2 separate regions of the Homo sapiens genome follow, and region 2 is linked to region 1. The links are chromatin contacts, found by Hi-C or POLR2A ChIA-PET in ENCODE. All regions are on one chromosome and are shown on one strand. Each heading gives the region's core, a stretch centred on a gene start or an enhancer-like site at or near the end of the contact. The rest is flanking DNA. Distances are from core to core; before and after follow the strand shown.

Evidence for each region. Hi-C counts contacts between places; a loop is a spot of excess contacts on that map. ChIA-PET counts read pairs that join two places held with the same protein, here RNA polymerase II (POLR2A). Pooled maps may share reads with other maps.
Region 2: a loop to region 1 is called in a pooled map, with 2.9 times the contacts of the local background. The contact joins two enhancer-like sites. A Hi-C loop is called at or near these places in 1 of 50 pooled maps. POLR2A ChIA-PET finds 5 or more read pairs at or near these places in 2 of 52 experiments (OCI-LY7 and activated B cell).

The regions. Positions count from the first base shown.
Region 1 is chr7:106,566,153-106,573,656 of GRCh38, forward strand. CTB-30L5.1 (a long non-coding RNA gene) reads right to left here. Exons shown (of 4, transcript NR_187788.1): 3 at 6,796-7,008; 4 at 3,759-4,992. Among named protein-coding and RNA genes, the nearest start is that of CTB-30L5.1, 29 kb to the right of the region's middle. RefSeq lists enhancers at 141-1,106, 1,107-2,072, 2,073-3,038. Within about 2 kb of position 2,684, at least 6 of the 41 ENCODE cell types and tissues checked have a DNase peak (open chromatin) inside an H3K27ac peak, as active enhancers do.
Region 2 is chr7:106,947,990-106,955,493 of GRCh38, forward strand. No RefSeq gene overlaps it. Among named protein-coding and RNA genes, the nearest start is that of PIK3CG, 86 kb to the left of the region's middle. Within about 2 kb of position 4,987, at least 3 of the 41 ENCODE cell types and tissues checked have a DNase peak (open chromatin) inside an H3K27ac peak, as active enhancers do.

The sequences.
Region 1 (7,504 bases), core at 1,434-3,933:
ACTATAAAAGAATAAATTTGTGTTGATTTTTAAAAAATCTACTATTCTTTATATATAGACATACACACACACACACACACACACACACACACATTGTATTCACAACCTAGCGATGCTATAACAATACCGTAAACTGTTTAAAATAGAAATTTTTTGTCTCACAGTTTCAGAGGCTGGAAGTCTGAAGTCATGCTGTTGGCCGACCCACATTCCCTCTGAAACCGACAGGGGAATCCTCTGCCTCTTCCTGGCCTCTGCTGGTTTCCAGCAATCCTTGGCGCTGCTTGGCTGGCAGATGCATGATTCCAACCTTTCATCTTCACACAGCATTCTCTCCGAGCATCTTCACATCATCTTCCCTGTGTGTCTGATTCTGTGTCCAAATTTCTTTTTTCACAAGGCTACCAGTCATACCAGATTAGGGCCTGCCCTAATGACCTCATTGTAACTTTCTTATCTCTGTGAAGACCCTATTTCCAAATCCAGTCCCCTTCTGAGGGACTAGGGGCTGGGACTTCAACATATCTTTTCTGAGGGGACATAATTCAACCCATAAAACATACATCTACAGATAATTTTATGTAGAGGCCTAAATATGGCCATATGCATACATTTTCATTTATTTTTAGTGACTTTTTAAACTTCTTTTAACTGAGCTCTGTCCTTCCCTTCTTCTCCCTCTTTCAACGTCAGCAGCCTTCCCTCCTCCCCGACCATGGCAACCAATCTCAACAACCTAATATGCATCCTCTGTCCAGCTCTCTGTACTTAGATAATCCCATACAGATGTACACACACAGAGTTTATCATTTTTTCCCTCAATAGGATATATGTGCTCTTTTTTCCTTCAGTAGTATCTTATGGGAATCCCTCCAAATCATTTGGTTTAACTGTAATTCATATTTTTATTCATTAAAAATATTACTTTGTTTGAGAAATATTATAAATTATTAAGCCACTGCTTGGTTGATGAGCATTCTCTTTTTTCCTGTTTTTACTCTCTGAACAATGCTGCAGCAAACCTCTGTGTTCGTATGTCCTTAACACTACCCTTTTATTTCTACTGGGCTACACTCCAAAGAGTGCAATTGCTGGAACGAGGGGTACGTGTCCTTTTAATTTTAATAGATATTGTCAAATGTATTTCCCAAAAGATTTTAGCACATCACAGTTCACCAGCAGAGTATCAGAGTACATTCCTGTCAGGACTCTGAGCCCAAGCTAAGCCGTCATATCCCCGGTGACCTGCACATATACATCCAGATGGCCTGAAGCAACTGAAGATCCACAAAAGATAACATTCCACCATTGTGATCTGTTCCTGCCCCACCCTAACTGATCAATTGACTTTGTGACAATACACCCTCCCCGCCCTTGCGATAACGTACTTTGTGATATTCCGCCGCCCTCGAGAATGTACTTTGTAATATTCTCCCCCACCCTTAAGAAGGTACTTTGTAATATTCTTCCCATCCTTGAGAATGTACTTTGTAAGATCCACCCCCTGCCCACAAAAATTGCTCCTAACTCCACCGCCTATCCCAAACCTATAAGAACTAATGATAATCCCACCACCCTTTGCTGACTCCTTTTTCAGACTCAGCCCGCCTGCACCCAGGTGAAAAAAACAGCCTTGTTGCTCACACAAAGCCTGTTTGATGGACTCTCTTCACACGGACGCATGTCACAATTCCTATCTCCAACACTAGCATATGATATTATAGCTCTTTTCTCCAGTCTAAGTGTAAAATGGTGTTCTATTGTTAACTTCCATTTGCTTTTTTCTGACCACTAGTGAATATGAGCATGTGGGCTAGCCGTTTCAATGTCTGTGAAGTGTTTATCCTTTGTGCATCTTTATCTCATCATTTTGCCCTTTTCTCATCAAATTTAAGAGCTTTTATCATAGGCATAAACTGTCACTTGCATTACAAATGTACTTTTCTTATTTTGTATTAACCTGTTGACTTTATAATTTTAAAAGTCTTTCCTTTCCTTCTTTTATAGCTTCTAGTCACAGTTTAAAAGGTCTCTCCCACCCCTAGAATATACACATAGCCTGCCAGATTTTTAAACAATACCTTGTTATATTTTTTACATTTAAAATTTTAATCTGAAATGGATTTTTCCATGCGGCATAAGGAGTCCATATTTATTTTCTTCCAAATGGAGAGCCAGTTGGGCCAGTGCCATCTATCATACATCTTTTCCCCATTGTTTTATATTAAAGTCTCATTTATACTGGGATTTGTATCTGGCTATTTCTAGCAGCCACTGTAAAGAGGAAACACAAATGCCTGGAAGGGTAACCAACATTTTAGCCATTGTAATTTTGAGGTGTTGAGAATTTAGGTAATTATTCTTCATTGCTTTGCTGTATGGTTTTTTTCCATAATAAACATGCATTATTGGTGTTACAAAAATAAATGGATGGTGGGGGGCAGGGGGAGGACCAGTAAACACAATTAGTTTCATCATTCATAGTGTCTGTCCCGGGACAAATACAAGCCAGCAACTACCAGCAGCAGCATTGCTATTCCTGGAATGGAGACCTGAGAAGATTTTACCCTCAGGGAGAAATGTAATAGGGTTGTTCCCAGAGACACTGGAAAATCTCTTTAAATGCCAGCTTGCCGGAGGTGGGGACTGATTAAGTTTTGGGAAGTCATTTCATTCAGTAAGCTCATTGTGAAATAAGCATGAGGTGGTGATTTAATGTGTGATTGGCAGGCATTGCATATTCAAGCACAAGGAGTTTAATTGATTGGAAGAGCAGGTTGCCCTGAGCTGATGCAATAAATACTAAGGTTGAGTGTGCTGTTTGAAACTAGTGAAGTGATGCAATCATCTCCCATGTTCAGCAGCAGCCTAATTGCTGGCAAGAATTTAAATGCTTAAAACGGTACTTGGATGATTACAGAGCACATTCAAATTATGTAAAAGTGACCAGATCCCATAGCTCCAGGGCACAGCATCTGTCCTTAAGTGATAAGGGTCAGTTAAAGCTCTAAAACTGTAAACAGTGCATTGGCCCCATTGAAGCCCCTGGAGGAAATTTGCAGAGTCACAGCCATCTGCTGCCTAAAATAACAAGTAGCAGGGTCCCTTCCCAGCGCAAAATGGCCACCTAGCAGCACAGCCCAAGGTGACCTGCACAGGCTCCCAGCCTTTTCCACCTTGCACATTACCTTAGGGAAGGTCAAAGTATGAGTATTAGCCAAAACCTTCTACAGTCCCCTTGAAGGCCTGGGATTTGCAGGAACTAGTGTCTGCTGCAAATAAAAGTACATACTGGGATTCCAGTTCATGCCGGAGGAACCCTAAAACAGTAGTGAATGGTTTCCCCAAGCCTGCTTATGTTAGATATGAGTTCTAAATTTCAAAGAATATGTCAGTATGTTCAATTATTTGTCTTCTACTTTTAAACTTCCTCATAAAGCAACCTTTTCCGATTACATTCTCCACCCTGACTCATTCTGATTACCTGCTCTGTCATAACCATTTTTCCCGCCAAACCACTCACCCCCGCCACTCTCTTTAAGTTAGCCAATCGGAATTAGTTTAGCCTGTGCTGTCTAACCCTAGCCAATAGAGGAACGACACAGCAGAGGGGCCACGTGCCCATCAGGGACAAGAACCCCTTCCTTTCCCTTGTCCAAGTGTGCGCTCATCATTGCTCCATCTGTAAGGGCACACTCTTCTGTAGAAGTAACTTGCCTTGCTGAGAATTAAAAATAAAATTTTATATTCGCGTGCTATTTCTTTTGCGGCACCAAAACTTTATAACAATTAGAGTAAGTACAACATCACATTTCTTGGCACAGCTTTCTACTCCCCCCACCCCCCACCCAAGTGTGCAAATAGCAGAATGCCAAAGCTGGGCTCAGTAAGTCAGTGGGGAGCCAGAACTGAGTGGCCCATGTAGGCTGCTCGCTGAGGGTCTACAAACCCAAAGATAAATTTTAAAGTATCAGGATTACATCTCTTTCAGGTAATTCTCCTTAAAACAGAATTCTTCATAACTGAGTCTATAAACACTGTTGGCCCTCAGTGAGTTTGAGATGATATTCTATGATGCTGATGAAATACAAAACTATATTTCCACAGTCGGTTGATGCCCTCCTTATGACAGCCAGAGAGCCTCATGATGTCTCAGTGGAAGGCTACTCCACCTTCATCTACAGGTGGTCTGAGGGAGGAGGATCAGGGTCAGGGCCAAGAAATTTTGGGTGGGGAAGGGCAAGCAGGGACCCAGCAGTTTTTATCTTCTCCATTTCAACAGATCTTGAGGCTCTAGAGTTTTACTTGATCAGAGTCATAATCCCAGTCTTGAGCATTTTAAAGCAGGTGTTCCCACGTATCCACCTTGACCAATAAATAAAAATCTCCTATATGTCTTTTAACATAGAGAAATACATTAGAATTTCCTGGCCTGGAATACCTTCCAAGACAAACTGGTCAGGAGATAAAATGCCTAAATATTGGGGGCGTCTTCCAAAAATTCTAATTTTGGTTTTGGAATTATGTATATTGAACCCATTATTTAGCTAAGAAATGAATGACAGGATGAAAAGGGTGTTTCCCCTTCCAGGTGGCCAACAATTTTTGATTCCAAATATTTAATTAGGCTGGCTGAGTTTTTTCACTTGTGATTGGTTTTTTGCTTCTGTTTCCCCTTTCCTGGTTTTTGGCTGCAGAACAGTCCTTACAAGACTCAGCACTTGAAACTTGAGTCCCAGATGTGCCAGACTAAAATGCAGAAAAAAAACCCGATCTTTAAATTATTAGCAACACCCTTGATAGCAGATGAGAAATTTCCTCTTCAAAGACACAGGAAGTGGACTTGTATACAGTTCAAATGCAGCAGCAGGGCATTGAGAGAGTTTGAAAACCTCCAGGTCCTGAATGAACACAGCCTGTCCTCCAGGGTCAGGAACTCAGTGTCTTCCAAGGCCGACCTTCCAACTTGGTTGAACTCTATTTCCTGATGTGCTGAGATAACGCAATAAAGTTGCAAGTAGCCCTCCTCCCCCCGCCCCACACTCCCCCCCACACACACTCTTGCCTGTCCTCTCCCCAGTCCTACCTGTCAGGACAGTTCTCAGGTTTCCTATAAGAGAAACAGGTGGGAAGGCGGAGGAGAGGGATGCTTTGGTTGGGGAGAATGGTGCTGAGGGCAGCCCTGGCATGGGAATGACAGAGGGTAGGAAGTTGCTGAAGACTTCTGCATAGCCCTCGTGTGGAACAAGAAAACCAAGGGCTTTATTTATTCTGACCTGTCTTGGTGGCATAGACAGCGTCTGAGTGGACATCTGCTCTGTTCACCTGTCCATCCCTCATTCCCCCTTCTTCAGCTAAGCAGCTGGAGTTTTTATTTTGGGGAACCACCTCATTCTCAGACTATGAGCTTTAGGCAGGGGGCTCCTTCCCCTACACCCCCCTGCCCATGTTCAGGGTGACATGGAACTCAGGCTGAGCCAATCAGCATCATTCTCCTGGGTCACAGAGTTTTATTGGAAGGCGATCCCTGGAGGGTGCTACCTTAGTGAATGGGTGACCTGTAGGAGTGTGAATTGGAGCCACCGAGCTTGCATCCCCAATGCCTGTCCTCTAAGAGCCCACCATGGGGAAAGACAGCAGTGGATGCAGAGGCCAGGAATGGAGATGGACTTCTACAACCATGATGTGAACCCAGGAGTGACTGAAGTCACTCTAGCCCTGGCTTCTGAGGTTGTGTTATAAATTCTCCCTTTATTTTTTCTAATCTGTCCTAAGGTTCCGTTCCTTGTAACCAAACATTTCCTGATTCATCTAGTGGTCTTTTGACCACATTGCTTTGGGAGCTGAGCTGTTTGAGTGTGAAACATACCTGCATGAAGCTTCCTCTCATTGGAACTGACAGTAAGTCTCTTCCCTTAGACAGGTGACTTCTGTCAGCTTCCCTAACTTCCTCCTCTTCAGGTTAACACTCCCAGTTCCTTGTAATACTTTTCACAGGAGTTTCTCGGATGCTGAGTTCCTTTATTTTTTTTTCTTTTTTCTTTTCTTTTCTTCTCTTTTTTTTTTTTGTTTAGACAGAGTCTCACTCTGTCACCCAGGCTGGAGTGCAGTGCTGCGATTTTGGCTCACTGCAACCTCTGCCGCCCGGGTTCAAGCGATTCTCCTGCCTCAGCCACCCGAGTAGCTGGGATTACAGGCGCCTGCCACCGTGCCCAGCTAATTTTTGTATTTTTAGTAGAGACAGGGTTACGCCATCTTGGCCAGACTGGTCTTGAACTCCTGACCTGGTGATCCACCCACCTCAGCCTCCCAAAGTGCTGGGATTACAGGTGTGAGTCACCATGCCCAGCCCTTCACTTTTCTTAAGTATCTTTCACCCAGACCTACTCTGTCTCAGGCACTATTCTAAGCATTTGGACTCATGCAACCCTCACTTTCTGACCATTTCACAGATGGAAAAATTGTGCATGAAGGGGTTAGGTATGCAAACTGCTCAAGGTCACTACCTGATAAGGTAAGTGGCAGATGGATTCAAACCCATCTTGCTGCCTCCAGAGTTCATGTTCTTACCAGGACCCCACACTGTCTCTTCAGGGCACACTCCTCTAAACATAATTAAGTTTGTCTTTAGCTCTTTCAGAGAGTATTTCCTAAATCTAAATGCAGCATTCAGCTGTGGTCTGAGCTCTGGAGTGCTGTGTGGCCATTCCCTCCCTAACTGGAGAGTCTGTCATTCATTTATGCTGCCTGCGATGGCATGGCATTTTTGGCCACCACTGCCCACTGTTGACTCACCTCGAGCTTACTGTACCTGGTTAATATATGTCTGTGCATCTTCCATTGTAGTCCATTCACATTTTTGTCTGTCTTCATCCAAAACTTTTACTGGGTGTAGATTTGGTATGCTTTAATGATGTTTGTTCAAAGAACACAAACATGAAAATTCAGATGTCAAGTTCTCTCCTCAAAAGGGTGTGGAGTTTCTTATCTCCGAGTTGCTTTTCTTCTCTTTGGGAAAATGAGAACTAGTTAGAACTCCTCAGTGCTCACTTAAAACAAAAAGAAGGCTGGATGCAGTGGCTCATGCCTGTAATCCTAGCACTTGGGGAGGCCAAGGTGGGAGGATTGCTTAAGGTGAGTCAGAGACCAGCCTGGACAACATAGTGAGATCCCATCTCTAGAAAAAAAATAAAAAGCTAAAAAGAGAGGGGGAAAAAAAAGAAAAGGGCATTCTAAGGAAGAAGAACCACATGAACCACTAAATTAGAGGTTCCTACCTGCAAGTCATAGCAGCATGACCCAAGTCATTTGCTACTTGTATATATTTGCAGATAAGGTACTTTAATGATTGTGTATAACTTAGAAAAGATGGAAGTTTTCCCTTGAGTAATAGTGCTCTCACCCACTGGCCTTCTTTCTGCTGTTTCCTCTAAGAGGGAAAGGAAGGAGGCAGTGTACCCAGGATTATAGCCAGCAGGAGTGAACACACTCACACACTTCACAA
Region 2 (7,504 bases), core at 3,737-6,236, 380 kb after region 1:
AAATGTCAGGTTAACACTTAATTCAATACTTTTGGAGGATATTCCTATCAGAGTGGCTTCTTATGTTACAGTCAAAATTACTTTCTTGAGAGAAAACAAATATCCCAAAGTTTCTTGCAGCCCAGTTGTTTTCACTTTTGTCCTGTGGAAAGCCAAAGAAAAGCAAAGGCCACCACTCATGGGTAATGACCAAGCTTGAGCACCAGCATAAACTTAACTGTCATCAGAATTCCAGTAACACCTCCATCATCCTTGAACACAGTTATCATCTGTCCCCTTCCCTATTCTGCTCCCAAAATCCAATTTTCCTCCTTCATTCTTATTATCATCTGGATTCCTCATTTGGTGGTAACAAACTTCTTTATTATTCTCAACCTGTTCGAATAAATTCCCTGCTCTCTACTCTCCTTGCATAAGAGAGAAGCTCTGCAGTCCCTGTGACACCACTTTTCTGCAGTCCTCTGGGACTAGGGTAAGAGCTGTTCTGTATTTTCAAGCTCTGTTTGTGTGTATTGCAAGGAAGGTTGCAGAATTCTCCTGTTTCCGCTTCCAAACTATTAATACTTCCTTTAGTCGCTCATTGTCATTCTCATCTCTGACCTCACTACACATTCAACATAAACTCGGCCAATTGGGTCACTTCTTCCACCTGGAGGACTTTAAATCTCCATGCATAAGCCACCTTAGGCTCACAGTACCTTGAGTCTCATGACCACACCTTGAGTTTAATTACTCCTCAGAATTGCTCCATCTTGGAAATCTTAGACTCCAATACCACTTCTGCCTCCACCACCATATTCTATTCTTCTAGATCATCACAATACAGCCACCATTCAACCAGACTGCTACCGCCAGTTCTGAATCCCACCCAGGACTGGAGGCAGCAGTTTCCTTTACTCTTTTCCACCCTAGATTCCATGCTCACTTCAATCCCTTGTACTCTACCATCTCCAATTTCTCACTAGGTGGACTCCTTTTCTCCTCCCAGCTCTTCTCTCTCCTGTTTTCGTATTACATACTCTCCCTGAGTGACTTCATCTACTCCCACAGCTTCAGCTGCTACTAATAAGCTGATGCTTTCCAAATTTCCATCTCCAGCCAGATCTTTTTCCTAAATTCTGGAGCCACATAACTGAGTATCTATTGGACATTTCCATAAGCACTTCAAACTCAGCTTGTCAAAACTGAGTTACTCATCCCTCCCCTACAGTGGGAGTGGGAAATGTGATCCTCCTCCAATATCCTTCATCTTAGTGAATGGTGCATCATCTACCAAGTCTCAAATCTAAAAACCAAGAGTCATTCTTGACTCCTCTCTCCCTTGGCCACTTGGCCACATGCATTCTTTCTATCACCAAGTTCAGTCAGTTGTACTTATTCCTAAGTATCTGTGGAATGGACCCAACCCATATGGACTCTATTCATTTCTTCCTTGAATCTTTTATCAGGATTTTTTGTTGCAAACAAAAGAAACTAGTTCTGGAAAATTGGTTATAAGAAAAAAAATACACAAACACACACATACGTATCAGAAAGATACTGGGTAGCTCCCCGAAACTGAAGAAAAACTGACTAGACCTCTCCCTGAGCGACTTCATCCTCAGGGAGGATGGAGGAACCAATGGCTTACAGAGGTAAGAAACCTTCTAAGGTTTACCATTAGCTGATTTAGCTCCAATCATCTTATGTGCTTATGTACCTCCTAGCTAATCTCGTCTTAACCACTCACATACCACCTTGACAATCCAGTCTACACACAGTAGCCAATAAGCTTTCTTTTTTTTTTTTGGAGACTGAGTCTCGCTCTGTCCCCCAGGCTGGAGTGCAGTGGTGTGATCTCGGCTCACTGCAAGCTCCACCTCCTGGGTTCACGCCATTCTCCTGCCTCAGCCTCCCAAGTAGCTGGGACTACAGGCACCCGCCACCACACCTGGCTAATTTTTTGTATTTTTAGTGGAGACAGAGTTTCACCATGTTAGCCAGGATGGTCTCGATCTCCTGACCTCATGATCTGCCCGCCTGGGCCTCCCAAAGTGTTGGGATTACAAGCGTGAGCCACCGTGCCTAGCCAGCTTTCCTTCTAAAGTAGAAATCTAACGATGTCTCTCTCTTGCTTAAAATCCTTCAATGGCTAATCAGAGCTTTCAGAATAAAAATCTCCAGCATTCATGAGTTGGCGTCTTTCAGCCCCATCCCTAACCATTCATCTATCCTCCCTCCACCTTACACCCTATACTTGGGTCCTACTTACTACATTTAGCTCCCTGCATATGCAGAAATCCCTCTTGTTCTGGTGCCTGTATCAATAACAGCGGTCCTGGCAGAAACAGAACTCACCTAAGGTGGTTCAAATGAAGACCCTTGAATGAAAGAACCACTTTCAGAGGTGTGGGAAGAGTTAAGTGAATCAACAAAGGAAGATGGTGTGCCCATAGATTAGCAATGGTAGGAAACCATCACCATGTCAGGAATGAAGAGACAAGGGGAGGAAATAATATCAGAGCCCAGGGAGAGCTGGAGCCATGGGGAGAAAGAGGGTGTCAAGCATTTGAAAGTGTAATTGTTGGGAGATGCAGCTGCTGCCAGAGGATTAGAATGTCCACACATAAACCCAAGGATTCCCATACTATCTCGTATAATCCTCCGTCGTATAATTTTTTGCACATTTTCTGGTTTCCACATAAGCCTGCAAGCTTCCAGAGAACAAAGACTCCTTGCCTTAGCGTACCCGAAGCATACATAATACAGTGTCTGGCATGGAGAGAGTGCTCAACAAATATTTGCTGAATTAATGGACAAATAATTGATCCAATTGTTTTCACATTTTTTCAAAGTGAAATCTGAAATGAATAGGTTTACAGGCAGTCTAACGACAGTGAAGTGAACATTTCAGGCAGGGTTTAGAGAAGCGTTTATTGAGGTAAGAATGTTATCACTGTGTTAGATTCCTTCTGTCTCCAAGATTAGTCTCCCAAAAGAAAGTGTTATTAAATTAAAATGGAAATAACAGTTTCCTGAGTCTGACTTTTCATGGAAACAATGAGTAAGGACCCTATATTAACACAATGCAGAAGGTGAGATATAGCATCTGTCTTCCCTGCCGCAAGAAATGAAGAATCTGTGAATATCAATGAAATTACCAAAATAGGATAATTGGAGCAAAAAGAGGAAAAGTCAGCTTAACTGAGAGTAAACAGACCTCTCTTGGCCCTATAAGTGGTACGTGGAAGTGACAGTGAGATGTTCCGTAAGAAACAGAAGTAAGATGGCTCTCTGAGAGTAAATATAAATCAGCACTTAATAGACGAGATTGGAGGTATAGAAAGTTACTAGCTCTTAGAACTGGAACATTTGACTGTAATATGCTTAACTTATCTTAAAAAATGTGCAACCTTGGAGCTTGGATAGGATGTGTCAGCAACCAATATCTGATCACCTCTGGAACACAGACAGGGCTGAACTGAGCTTGTGAGACTTCAGGTCTTGAGGACCGGCCAGCCCTTGGGCCAGAGTTAATTCACTAAGATGTATAATGTGTTAGAAGTCAAGCTGGTATCTCCTAAGCACCCCCAATATCAACTTAGACTCTGTATTTGAACTTGTATACTCTACTCCAAAACAGTAAGTTTTCTTATGCAAAATTCAGAATCATAATTGAAGGCCAATATTGAAGTTAGATGACCCTTGATGAGCCAGCCAACCCCTATGATCCCCCGTTTCCACCTCTGTAAAATGGGGATGATAATTCCCACACTGCCAGCCTCACATCGTTGTCGTCGTTGTTGTTGTGACAATCAAATGCATGAGAACACACTCTGCAAATGTGCAACCATCCCATGATCGGGCCCCTGCCTGTCACTTTAACCCAGAAGAGAACTGCACATTAAAATATTGGTCCCTAATTTTTTGTTTATTTTCTTTTTAACAAGAACAAAAAGTTAGTATGATTTTTAGTTGGAATAATTAAATGCGGAAGGGCTCAGAGCAGCAGGAAAATGTCAGGCTGACTTTGCAGGGGAAGTCTCAAGTCAGTTCAGGAAAGAAACGTGGAAAATAACTGAGACAGGGAAAGGAAGAGTAAAACAAATGTGCAGCTTAAAGAAGAAGAGCCAAAAAGCCAAAAAAACTTTGGCTTCTCTTCCAAAGGCAAGAGTCTATCCCAAAAGTAAATGCCCCTTCCAAGAGCAAGAGCGAGAGGTTCTTAAAGGATAGCATCTTCTGTGGCAGTGTGGGTGGTGAGAGGGAACCGTCTATTTGAAGTCCAAGGGAAGACAAATCACTTGCATGGAGTGTGGGTAAAAATGAAACAGACAGTGAGAGGAAAAAGGCTAACAGGCTGAACTTGGGCTAAAGTAAATTCCGTCAAATATGATTAAATATACACAATGCATAGAGCAAAAGCAGGAGCTCAAGTTCACACATTAGCCAAAAACCTGGTCTCTGGCCAGTGGAGCCAAGACACAAACATGCTCACATTGTGAGCTTGCTCAGAGACCTGGAGGAAGGGATGTCAGATCGGAGGGCCCGGCGACCTGATCTGCCCACCTGCAGAATTGGTAGGACCAAATTCAAGGCACTGGAGAGAGAAACAAAAATGAAAAGTGAGCAAATACCAAACAACTTAAAGTCAGCATGTGTCCAACTCACAGCACTACCACCTACAAGTCCAGACTCTTAGATGATTCATTTCACCTTTGCAAACCCCAGGTTTCTTCCCTATAAAATGGAATTGTTCATGTTGGCTCAACTTCCCTTCCAGATTTCTTGTGAGAATCCAAACAGTTAAAAGGTAAAGTATTTCTTAAAGTGGGAAAGAGGCACACGAATAATTGGGAATTTATCTAGGTATTTTCACAAAGCCCATATCCCCTCCTCCTGGAGCAGTTTTGTGAGGTTTGATAAGAGCTTGTCTGGAGACCTCAGCTCTGGTCACATGAGCAACACACCACTTTCTTCCTGCTGAGCTTGAGCCATGGCCCAGCTGTGGCCGTGGTGACAGTGACCAGAATGATGACCAGGGCTGTGCTTTTCTCTCCTTTCTTCCCTTTTCTCAGAGCCCTGCCCAGCAACAGCAAAATACAAATCCTCTAGACTCCTGCACTCTCCACCCACTTCCTCCTGCTCAGATTCCTCATCTCCCTGCTTCCCCATAAATGGCATTTCTCGTGAAAAACGGGCCTGCTGCAGGATCTGCTGCACACTCCACCCGCCTCTACCTTTGAGTACAAGGAGAAGATGCCCCTCCTTCCTCCTGCCAGTATGGGAGAAATGTGCTGGCCTCAGCAAGGATGGTAAGGATGGGAGTAGGGGGAGTGGGGATTTTTCTGTGATGGTATAGACAAGCACATCAGGTCCTTAGAGAACTTTTGGGGACTCTCAGGGAGCTCCCTTAGGGGAGCAAAAGCAGCTAGGTTGTTGTGTCCTGTCTGCATTCTCTCTCTACCCACTCAAGTTGCAGCCCCTTGGCATCCCCATTTCACCTAGCCCCATCCTGGGAAGGCTCTCCCTTGTCCCTGGCCTCCCATGGGCTCCAGTGCACTGACCTGTCCTTGCATTGGCCTCAGCTTTCTCTCAGAAAGAGAGTTTCCAGGCTGGGTGCGGTGGCTCACACCTGTAATCCCAGCACTTTGGGAGGACAAGGCAGGCAGATCACTTGAGATCAGAAGTTCGAGACCAACCTGGCCAACATGGTGAAACCCTGTCTCTACTCAAAAAAAAAAGACGGCCAGACGCAGTGGCTCACGCCTATAATCCCAGTACTTTGGGAGGCCAAGGTGGGTGAATCACCTGAGGTGGGGAGTTCAAGACCAGCCTGACCAACATGGAGAAACCCTGTCTCTATTAAAAATACAAAAAATTAGCCAGGCGTGGTGGCGCATGCCTGTAATCCCAGCTACCCAGGAGGCTGAGGCAGGAGTATCACTTGAATCCGAGAGGTGGGGGTTGCGGTGAGCTGAGATCACACCATTGCACTCCAGCCTGGACAACAAGAGCGAAACTCCGTCTCAAAAAAAAAAAAAAAAAAAAAAAAAACAAGACAAAAATTAGCCGGGCATAGTGGCGGGTGCCTGTAATCCCAGCTACTCAGGAGGAAGAGGCAGGAAAATTGCTTGAACCTGGGAGGCAGAGGTTGCAGTGAGCAGAGATCACACCACTGCACTCCAGCCAGGGTGACAAACCGAGACTGTCTAAAAAAAAAGTAAGAGAGTTTCAAGCCCTCACAGGAGCTCAGGATTCCAATGAATTCAGCCATGCAGGGCTCACTTTGTTTTCTATCCTTTTATCCCTTTTGTTGGAAAAAAACGTTTCACTCTGTCCTCACCATCCAGTTTGGCAGCATCATATTTTGTAAATATGTTTACAAAGAGATTTACTAATCTACAGGTTTGCTCCTGACCCTTTGTTGTTTGAGACCCCAAACTCCTGGGACAGAGATGGGTTCCAATCTACCGGGGAGATGTCTAAGCACTCAAAAGAAAAGAGGGACTTGAGGCCACTCCATAATAATATAATGAATATTTCTGTTGAACTTCACAATTTACAATGCCCTTTCATGAATACATTGTTTTATTGGAACCTCATAACAATCATTTAGGAAAGTTGTTGAGATTAGAAATATGGAACTCACAGTCCAGGCGCGGTGGCTCATACCTGTAATTCCAGCATTTTAGGAGGCCAAGACAGGTGGATCACTTGAGGTCAGGAGTTCGAGACCAGCTTAGCCAACAAGTGAAACCCTGTCTCTACTAAAAATACAAAAATTAGCCAGGCGTGGTGGCACGCGCCTGTAGTCCCATTTACTTGGGAGGCTGAGAATTGCTTGAACCTAAGAGGTGGAGATTGCAGTGAGCCGAGATCTCACCACTGAACTCCAGTTTGGGTGACAGAGTGAGATTCTGTCTCCAAAAAAAGAAGAAGAAATATGGACCTCACAAATAATCAAATACTAGAGCTGATAGGAGATAGTCCTGAAGCCTTAGCCCACTTTCTATGACTAGTTACCCTGCCCACATTGCCTTGCTGTGGTTTCTGCTGGCTTCCCTCTCATGCCTTCCAACCTAGACAAGTATTAGTACAGACTACTGCTCTGGAGGAACAGACTCAGCCTGCTCTAGAAGTGGCTGCCCATGGCCACAAAGCCAAACAGGCGGTACTGGCAGTGATCAGATCAGTGTAAAGGCAGGGGAATGCCTCTGATGAACTCCTGCTAGATCAGGGATTCCCTCAACTCTGAAAGCAGGCTACTATGGTCCAAAATTCAGATGTGGAGACCCAACCCCCAAGGTAATGGTATTAGGAGTTAGGGCCTTTGGCAAGTGATTAGGTCATGGGATTAATGCCCTCACCAAAAAAAAAAAAAAAAGGTTGAAGAGAGCTCCCTTGCCCCTTCTGTCATATGAGGACACAGCAAGAAAGTGCCATCTTGGAAGCAGAATACAAGCCCTCACCAGACACCGAATCTGCTGGCACCTTGATTTTGGACTTCCTAGCCTCCAGAACTGTA